2 separate regions of the Homo sapiens genome follow, and region 2 is linked to region 1. The links are chromatin loops, found by intact Hi-C in ENCODE. Cell type or tissue: MCF 10A. All regions are shown on one strand.

The links. Hi-C counts contacts between places; a loop is a spot of excess contacts. Peaks named below come from ENCODE experiments on the same cell type or tissue, not always from the same donor. Only the 100,000 strongest peaks of a DNase experiment are listed, where the experiment ranks them.
Region 2: a loop joins it to region 1, with 3 times the contacts of the local background. A loop is called at or near these places in 3 of 110 quality-filtered maps.

The regions. Positions count from the first base shown.
Region 1 is chr21:37,248,958-37,253,957 of GRCh38, reverse strand. The region is part of intron 1 of VPS26C (VPS26 endosomal protein sorting factor C); the gene reads left to right. Among named protein-coding and RNA genes, the nearest start is that of VPS26C, 16 kb to the left of the region's middle. In MCF 10A, a CTCF peak has its summit at 2,850; a DNase peak (open chromatin) is centred at 2,797.
Region 2 is chr21:37,494,531-37,499,530 of GRCh38, reverse strand. It overlaps DYRK1A (dual specificity tyrosine phosphorylation regulated kinase 1A), which reads right to left. Exons shown (of 12, transcript NM_001347721.2): 9 at 3,273-3,413. Among named protein-coding and RNA genes, the nearest start is that of KCNJ6-AS1, 22 kb to the left of the region's middle. In MCF 10A, a CTCF peak has its summit at 2,364; no DNase peak of the experiment used is centred here.

The sequences.
Region 1 (5,000 bases):
TATTTCTTGAATAGTCCTTATCCGAAATGCTTGGGACTAGAGGTGTTTTGGATTTTGGAATTTTTTCAGATTTGGAGTATTTGTAGATATTTAATGGTTGAGCATCCCTAATCCAAAAATCCAGAATCCGAAATGCTCCAGTGAGGGTCTTCTTTGAATGTCATGTCAGTGCCCAGAAAGCTTTGGACTTTGGAACGTTTCAGATTTCAGATTTTCAGACTAGGGATGCTCCATCCTATTGAAATCTGAAATCAGGTAGTCTCTATTAACATAATTTTGTTAATATGTGCTATCTAACTCCTGAAGCCACGCAACACACCATGATTAGAATTTAATACTCTGCTGCTAAAGATCCTGCATATACTTACTTTTATTAATGTTTACTTTTTATGAATAGTATTTTTCCCTTTCTTTTAAACTTTTGTTCAGTGGCTTCAGTTTCTTTTCCAGGCTCTCAAGAAAGTTTCAGATTTTGAAGTTTCACATCACACTATTGGACAGTATGCTTTTTGTCAGCCCATTTTACTTAGTATTGACGCCTGTGTGTATACTATACCATACGTAGAAGGAACCAGCTATGTTTTACCATGTTGGTTCTGCCCCAGAATGTGATACTAAAACATAAGCCCCCAGAGCATGGGCTTCACCTGTTGTGTTCCCTGCCATGTCCAAGTGCCTAAAACAGTGTCTGATACAGCAAGCATGCCAAAAAAGTTGTCAAATGATGGTATTATTTCTCTATATTGGCAGCACATGTATGTAAGCCATGTAAATTGATATCTTGTTATTTTGTTACAGTTTCATTGCTAGTGAACTAACTTTTGTAGATTTTACTTAAACATTAATCAATTTTAGAATATGACTCAATTGTCCAGAAAGTAATATAACTATTTCCTCCTATACGTGATAATTTCTGTGTTTTTTAAAAACAGGTATAATTACAAACAGTAGATGACTCTTTTCAGTATAAAGTTCCTTGAGACTGTAGCCACCCACAATTCAAGATATGGAACAGATCTGACACCCCCCAAATTCCCCTGTGCTCCTTTGTAGCCCCTGTTTTCAGTCCCTATAGTTTGCTTTTTCCAGAATGTCACGTAACTGGCATAAATATGATTATGTGCTTTGTAGCCTTTGAATCTGGCTTTATCATTAGCGTAATGCATTTCGTTCGGATTCATCCAGGTTGTGTGTTAATAGTTCATTCGTTTTGATGGCCGAGTTGTCCACCCTTGCATAGATGTATCACAGTTTGTTCATCTATTCACCTGTAGAAGACGTTTGGGTGATGATGAATAAAGCTCCCAGAAGCACTTGGGCATGATTTTTGTGTGAACATAGCTTTCATTTCACTTGGGTTTTAAAATCTAGGAATGGGGTTGCTGAGTGGCATTGTCTTAGTTTGTTTGTTTGTTTGTTTGTTTCTGTACCAGGAAATGAACTGCATTGGAGTATCTCAGTTTAAATGATAGTTTGGAGATAGTGTATTCCATGCAAAATTCTCTTTCCTGGAACTTCAGTAAATTTCACATAATACTGGCCATTACTTACCATGTGGAGAACTATCTGAGGATTGTTTATCCTGTTTTTTCAGACAAGATGGAAACAGTTACATAAAATAGTGGAGATGGGGATACCTAACACATTGAAATCTCTTTAATGTTTCTGATTTCCGCTTTCTAATCAAAATGGGTCTCTCAGTGCTACTAAGAAAGGGTAGAGTGTTTCAACAAGCAATTAATTGTCTCACTCATGTTTTCCCACCCAGCTCAGTAACTTACCTTGGTGTTTTGTTTTCATGTTAGTTCACTACTTAGTGCATTTGGTCCTCATTGGTAAATAAAAAGGCATCTCACTATAGGTGTACCGGATCTTTAGACCAAATGGGATGGCAGAATCTCAGGTGGTTTAGGAGGGAAGGCCTTGTTCAGATATATGCACACGACTGTGGGGAACGAAGATGGGCTGTCATGGTGCATCCCACTGCCAGGACCATTGGAAAGGAAAAGCATTGCAGAGAGAATGGCTGAGGCGTTGAGAGGCTTTTACTTTTCTAGCAGTTGTGTTCAAGTCCAAAATAAGAACTAACCCAAAGAAATGTGACTTTTTAACACACAATCTTCAGATCTTTTCCTGAGGAGAGACTATTAGGCCTATAGGTTATCAAAATTTAAGAGGCTTAGAACTTTGTACATTGAGGTCTAAAGGCTACCCACTCTGGGATTTTGTTTTATTTAAAAATGGATTCATTATAATAGGTAATCAATTCACAGGGTTCAACATTCATGAATTTCAAGATCGATACCCCCTGCCTCACCCACCCTATTCATCAAGGGCTTCTCCTGTGGGGCAACCACAGCTATCAATTTCTTGTGATTCCTTCCAAAGATACTGTATGCATCTACAAGTAAATATGTACAAATGTGCTTTTTCTTCCTCTTTTTCACAAATGGTGCAATATACAGCTTAAATTTTAAAAAAAAGTAGAATGTATGGGAGTGAGGGGGCGTAGACTGGACATGCTGATTCATATGCAATAAGGAGTCAGTTCTTAAGATAAATGAAGGAAACTAGCCCTGCATCCCCATATGTACTAGTGTAAATGATCTCCACATTGTTGAAAGAAAACTCACAATTTTCCTATTGTTGGAATTTAGTTTGTCGACCATCTTTTGTTATTTACAAACAGTGTTGCAGTGAATAACTATGTTCATAAGTCATCTCACATCTGCAAATGTATCTGCTGGGCCCATGTGTTTGTAAAATGTTTTTGGTCTTGCCAAATAGCCGGCACGAGGTTGCAACATTTCAGGTTATCCCCAGCAATGCAGAGAAGGCTTATTGCCTCCCCTCTGGCAACACAATGTAATGACATTTTTTTATCTTTGTTTTAATTGCTATTTATCATATTTTTGTTGAAATTGAGCATATTTTTCTGTGTTTAGGAACAATCTGCATTCCCTTTTCTGTGAGCTCTTTGTTCAGATCATTTGCCCTTTTTTTTTTCATTTTTCTTCTGAGTTATCTTTTTCATCGATGTCTTTTTTTTTTTTTTTTTGAAATGGAGTCTCACTCTGTTGCCCAGGCTGGAGTGCAGTGGTGTGATCTCGGCTCACTGCAGTCTCCGCCTCCCGGGTTCAAGTAATTCTTCTGCCTCAGCCTCCCGAGTAGCTGGGATTACAGGCGTGCACCACCACACCCGACTAATTTTTATATTTTTGGTAGAGATGGGGTTTCAACATCTTGGCCAGGCTGGTCTTGAACTCCTCACCTCCTGATCCACCCACCTCGGCCTCCCAAAGTGCTGGGATTACAGGCGTGAGCACCGCGCCCAGCCTTTCATTGATTTCTTTTAGGCATTCTTAAAATATTAGGGAAATCAGCCCTTTGCTAATTTGTTATATTAAGTTGTAGGTATTTTACCTAGTTTATCATTTATATAGTGGTATTGTTCATAGTCATATTTGTGGCCATATTTATTCAGAGTTTTGAGGCATTCATAGAAAGGCCTTTCCCACTTAGATGTGAAAAAAATTATTCTCTATGGTTTTGTCCAAAACTTTTATTATTTCAGTTTTTACATTTAAGTATTTGCTACATTTGTCATACACAAAAAGTTTCAGTATGGTCCAACTTGATTTTTTTTTTTTTTTAAGAGAGAGTCTTACTCTATCACCCAGGCAGGAGTGCAGTGGCGTGATCTCAGCTCACTGCAACCTCCACCTCTTGAGTTCAAGTGATTCTCCTGCCTCAGCCTCCCAAGTAGCTGGGACTATAGGCATGTATCATCATGCCTGGCTAATTTTTTGTATTTTTAGTAGAGAAGGTGTTTCACCATGTTGGCCAAGTTGGTCTTGAACTCCTGATCTCAGGTGATCCGCCTGCCTCAGCCTCCCAAAGTGCTGGGATTACAGGCGTGAGCCACCCTGCCCGGCCCAACTTAATTTTTTTTGGTTGAGTTCTCTGGCCAGTTTCCCAGTATCACTTATTGAATATTCCCTCTCTTCCCTAAGGATTTTAAATGCTACCTTTATCAAACATTAGCTTCCCATACTGTCTGGGTCTATTTCTAGACTTTTGTTCTGTTGATCTTTCAGCCTGAACATGTGTGCTGTATGACACTTTGTAAATTATAGCAGCGTTGTAATATCTCACAGGGCTAGTTTCTCCAATTTCCTTCTTTTCAGATTTATCATTGCATATAAACTTCAGAATCAGCTTGTCTAGTGTATCCCTCCCACTCCCGCCATCTCCCCCTCAAAAAAGAAAAACAATTGTGGTGTTATTTTCTTTTAAGATTAGGTTGCCTTTATAAACCAACTTCTGGGAAAGTAGATTTGTTAAGGGCATTAAATCTTTCCCATTCAAAATCTGGCATGGTTGGCCATTTCTTCAAATTTTCTTTTGTGGCTTTCAGGCATGTTTTAAGTTTTGTCATCTGGGAGTTTTAGACATTTCCTGTGAAATTGACTTATAATATTTTAACTTTTTGTTCCTTTTGAAAATAAGGCCATTTCTTCCATTGTATCTTCTCACTAGTTGTTGGTTTATATGTGATACCTATTGGGTTCTCTGTGTTAATTTTGTACCCAGCTGTCATCTTTTCTGAAACTCTCTTCATGTTGATAGTAGTTTTTCAGTGGATTCCCTTGGGTTTCTTCAGGTATACACTCATTGTGCAAGTAGTGATCATTTTACCTCCTGCCTTTGAATTACCTCTTTCTCTCTCTAGTTTTATTGTATTAACTAGTACTTGCAGAACGTTAATTGTGGTGATAGTGGACATCCTTCTTTTATTCCTGACTTAAATGGATGATATCTTGTTTTCTCATTAAGTTTGATGCTGGCTTTGGGGTAAGGTAGATATATTTGGTCATCCTTCTATTATTTTACTAAGAATTTTATCAAGAATGCATAAATTTTTTCAAATGCCTTTTCAGCATCTATGGAGATGACTATATATAATTTTTCTCTTAATAGCTATTAATATGAGTTGTATT
Region 2 (5,000 bases), 250 kb before region 1:
TTGTTAAGATGTCCATTTTCCTGAATGCAATCCCAACTGCAACCCAAATCAAAATGCTAGCACCATTTTTTTGGTAGAAATTTACAAGCTGATTCTAAAAATCCATATGTGAAAAGAAAGGACCTAGAATAGAAAACATATCAACAGGGTAAAGTAATTGCTTTCAGCAAATGCTGCTGTAACTACTAGGTAAGCATATGGAAGAAAATGAACTTCAACCCCTTCACCCTGTTCCACGCTCAAAAATTAATTCAAGATGGACCACAGAATCCTAACTGTAAAAGCAGACTAAAAAATAAAAATAAAAAACTTTTAGAAGAAAACACAGAATATCTTCACAAACTTGGAGATGGCAAAGATTTTTCAGGATAAAAAAAGTACCAAACAAAAAAAGTTGACAAATACAACTTCATCAATATTAAAACTCCCTATTCATCAAAAGATACCATATTAAGAAAGGAAAAGGCAAAGCCACAGTCTAGGGAAATACACTGACATACATGTGACAAAAAACTTAATGACAAAGGACTACTCAATTATTAAACAACCCAGTAACACAAGCAAAAGATGGGAAAGACCTGTGACAAAGAATATGTATGAAAGGCTAATAAGCATATGAAAAGGTGGTATTAGCCATGAAGAAATGCAAATGCAAACCACTACATATCCACTACAGAATGGCTAAAACCCAACAGACAAACCATACAAAATGGTGAGGATGTCACGCAACTGGAACCCTCATACATCATGGGAATATAAAATAAAACAACTTTGGAGAACTGGTGTTTTCTTGTGAAGGTAAACACATACCCCATGACCTGGCAATTCTACTCTTAGACTGTGCTGTCAGAGAGATGAAAACATATGTATAAAAGACTGTTCCCTGCAGCCTTATTCATAATAGTCCCAAACTGGGAACAAACCAAATGACCACTGACAGGTGAATATAAATTATGGCATGTTCATTCAATGAAATATGTTGAAGCAATAAAAAAAAATTAATTCCTGAGACATACAATATTGATGATTTTCCAAAAACAATACATTTGCTGAGTGAAGAAAACCCAAAACTAAACAATAAATACTATAAGGCTCCAATTATACTAAGTTTGCCAATGAAAAAGCAAAGCTAGTCTTTGATGATAGAAATCAGAAAGTAGTGGGATAACAGAAAAGGTCACAAGAGGATTTGGAATGATAGAAATCTTTCATATTGGTTTAGATGGGGGACACTGCTGTACACAAAGGTGAAAACAAACTCAACACTTAAAATATGTATCTTATATAAACTGTACTTCAAAAAAAGCATCATTTATTGTCTTCTTCATTCTGCACCTCCACCAGGAAAAAAATATATAGTATTTATTTCATTATTGGAAAACCCTAATATGGGGCTTTTGAAATGTAAAATGAAAAATTAAAAGTAAAAATAAAATCAGTAAACAAACCACAAAGAGATAGCCAATGAAAGTATATGCACATCTATTTGTATCTCTAGTCAAAATTCTTAGTGTACCATTTGTAATGTAATTATTTGATTATGAATTTGACTTTTTGTTACAAAATTTATCTCTTAAAAGCAAAATAATTATTTCATATTTTTAAAAATTAAGTTGCTTAAGTCAATTGCTAAGTGCGACTAAAATAAATCTCATAAAAATCTAGTTAATTCACATGTATTAAATGTATGTTAAGATATCCACTTCCAATTTTAAAAGGGAAAAGACAATCTACTCATTTCTGAAATGCCCCCACCCCAAATAACTAAAAATAGTAATACCTATAGATCAATTTGAAAGAAATGATAGGTCACTGTGGTTTTTGTAAGGCAGAGATTTAGGAGATGGAATGGGATGTTTTATTGAGGAAAAAAAATAGCAGAAGCAAAATATAAATAAATCAATCTGAAATGGAGAAAGCAGCAGCCTGTATCACAGAGAGAGACAACATAAAAAAGATTTAATTTCCTCTCCATGCTAATTCAAACTGGTAGGAACGCCTTTAAATGCTGGTGAAGCTAGTAAGGATTCCCAGACTAAGTTTTTGGTTACATGGAAAATGGGCCACGATTAATGAGCTATGTGGGTAAAGAAAAAACAAGAGCCCAGGAGGTCTCGATGGCATTTTCCATCCTTTCCTTATGGGGAATAGGCATAATTTAGCAGCTGGAAACTGCACTGCCTATAGCTTTAGTGAATATGGCAGAACACAAGAACTTACAAATCAGTTTTGAAAGATACAACTACGTATGTGCTTTTAAATATTCTAAAGAAAATCATCTGATATTAAAAGTTATGACTCCATAGCTGTGTGGAGGTGAATTAAGGCGATCAACCATCATCTTCAGTTCACTGAAAATGACACCTGGTGGCAGCGTCCGCTAAAATACAAGGCAAAATAATAACTGAAACAAAAATAAACTCTTAAATGTTATAAAATGCAAAACTATGATCTCAAGGTGACTTCTGTATGTACATGTGTGTGTGGGGGTCATATTCAATCACATATTTATACATTACATTCATTCAATACTAGGACCAAAGTAAATTACAAAACATGATTATTTACAGATCTATAAAACAAAAGTAAAAAATCAAGATGCAAAATTGGCATCATTTACTCTATTAAACTGACATAGTTTAGGTATCTTTTAAAAAGTCCTCAGATAAAAGAAAATTACTAAAACAAACCAAATGTTTTAAAAACCTCACTTTAAAAGATTTTGGAGATGTGAAATTTTTGCTATCCAAGTCAATGAGCTAGGAATCTGAAGTCTATCAAAGGACCATCTAGTCAGTTAATATCCTTGGAAAAAAATCACATACTACTTAAGCCAAAAATCATCTTCTGACATAATTTACCAACTGAACTTAAAAAAAAAAAATCATTTACTCCAATTGTGACTTCTGTTCACAGCTGCAGTATTAACTGTGACCTCATTACATGCCCAAGCTGTGAGAAACAAAGATCAAATTTATTAATTCTACTGTTGAAACCAAGTATGGTGATGTGATCAGCTGCCTCAAAATGCAGGCATACAGTTTTTAATATGAAGTTTTAAAGATAACTCTGACCATTAATCAAACACTGGTCCATACCTGATAGTTCAGGTCAAACTATACTCAACTTCTGAACAAAATATCTATGTAAGGTATCAATAAAATCGTTAACTGAAACACACTGATTTCAAGTAAATGCAAAATGAGCTATAAAAAGACAGGTATGATAAAGAAATTTAATAAAGGCTCAAAACAGATATATCCTTATTTTACCCGTTTTCCATCTTTGGTCTTCTTTAAGTTCCAAGTGCCATCTGGCAACTTCTCAAAGAACTTTCTTGCTTTTGGTGCTTGGTCAAGAATATGAGCAGGTGGAATACCCAGAACTTCCACTATTTTATTCATCTGATCTACCTGTATTAAAAATAAAAACAACAAAACCTGTAATTTCTACTGTACATCTACTCCTGCTCATCAAGTCATTCATTCATAAATAAATTGCACACCTCCTGTGTGTCTGGCACTCCTCTAGACATCCAGCATACAGTAATGAACAAACACAAGAAAGGCCCTACCTTCCTTGAGTCAAATACCCCACAGAAGGGAAGACAGTCAATTAACAAACATATTATGTCAGGTAGCCATGGATACAATGTTGAACAGTAAGGAAAGATGAGAGGAAGTTTTAAAGTTTCTGTTTTGGGAGAATTTTATTAAAAAAATTTTTTTTATTTACTTATTTTTGAGACAGGGTCTCTGTCACCCAGGCTGGAGTACAGTGGTGCACTCAGAGCTCACTGCAGCCTTGACCTCCTCCCAGGCTCAAGTGATCCTCTCACCTCAGCTTCCTGAGTAGCTGGGACTACAGGCATGTACCACCATGCCCGGCTATTTGTTTTTTAGATGGAGTCTCGCTCTGTCACCCAAGCTGAAGTGCGGTGGCGCAATCTCGGCTCACTGCAACCTCCACCTCCCAGGTTCAGGCAATTCTCCTGCCTCAGCCTCCTGAGTAACTGGGACTACAGGCATATTTTTCAGTAGAGACAGGGTTTCACCATGTTGGTCAGACTGGTCTTAAACTCTTGACCTCAAATGATCTGTCCACCTTGGCCTCCCAAAGTGCTGGGATTACAGGTGTGAGCCACCGTGCCCGGCCCCATGCCCAGCTAATTTTTAAAAGTTTTTGTGGAGATGGGGTTTTACCATGTTGCCTATGCTAGTCTCAAACTCCTGGGATAAAGCAATCCTCCCACCTTGACCTCCCAAAGTGCTGGGATTACAGGCGTGAGGTACGGCACCCAACCCAGTTTTCAGAGCATGTTAAATAACCACACACACACACACACACACACACACACACACACACACACACACACACAAAATCCCAGAGGCTTAATAAAGTATGGACCTAATAAAGTACTTTTTTAAGTACTTTAAATGAGTGTGCCTATTATATGCTAGGAACCATATTCAGTGGTAGAAAATAATAAACAAAACATAAAAATTCCTGCCAAAAAGAAGTTTATGTTATAGTGGGAAGACAGCAAATACATATACACACAAACACACAATTTTTTTTTTTTTTTAATGGAGTCTTGTTCTGTCTCCCAAGCTAGAGGGCAGTGGCGTGATCTCGGCTCACTGCAAGCTCTGCCTCCTGGGTTCAAGCCATTCTCCTGCCTCAGCCTCCCAAGTAACTGGGATTACAGGCACGCAACACCACACTAGGCTAATTTTTCTATTTTTAGTAGAGACGGGGTTTCACCATATTGGCAGGGCCAGTCTCGAACTCCTGACCTCAAGTGATCTGCCTGCTTCAGCCTCCCAAAGTGCTGCGACTACAGGTGTGAGCCACTGCGCCCGGCATTATCAATAAATAATTAAATACATGATGTCAGATGCTGGCTAAGAACTATGGGATGAGGAGAAGGGGTACTGCAACCGTAAGTGGGGTATATGGTTTCACCGAGAATGTGACATCAGAGCAAACACTAACATCAG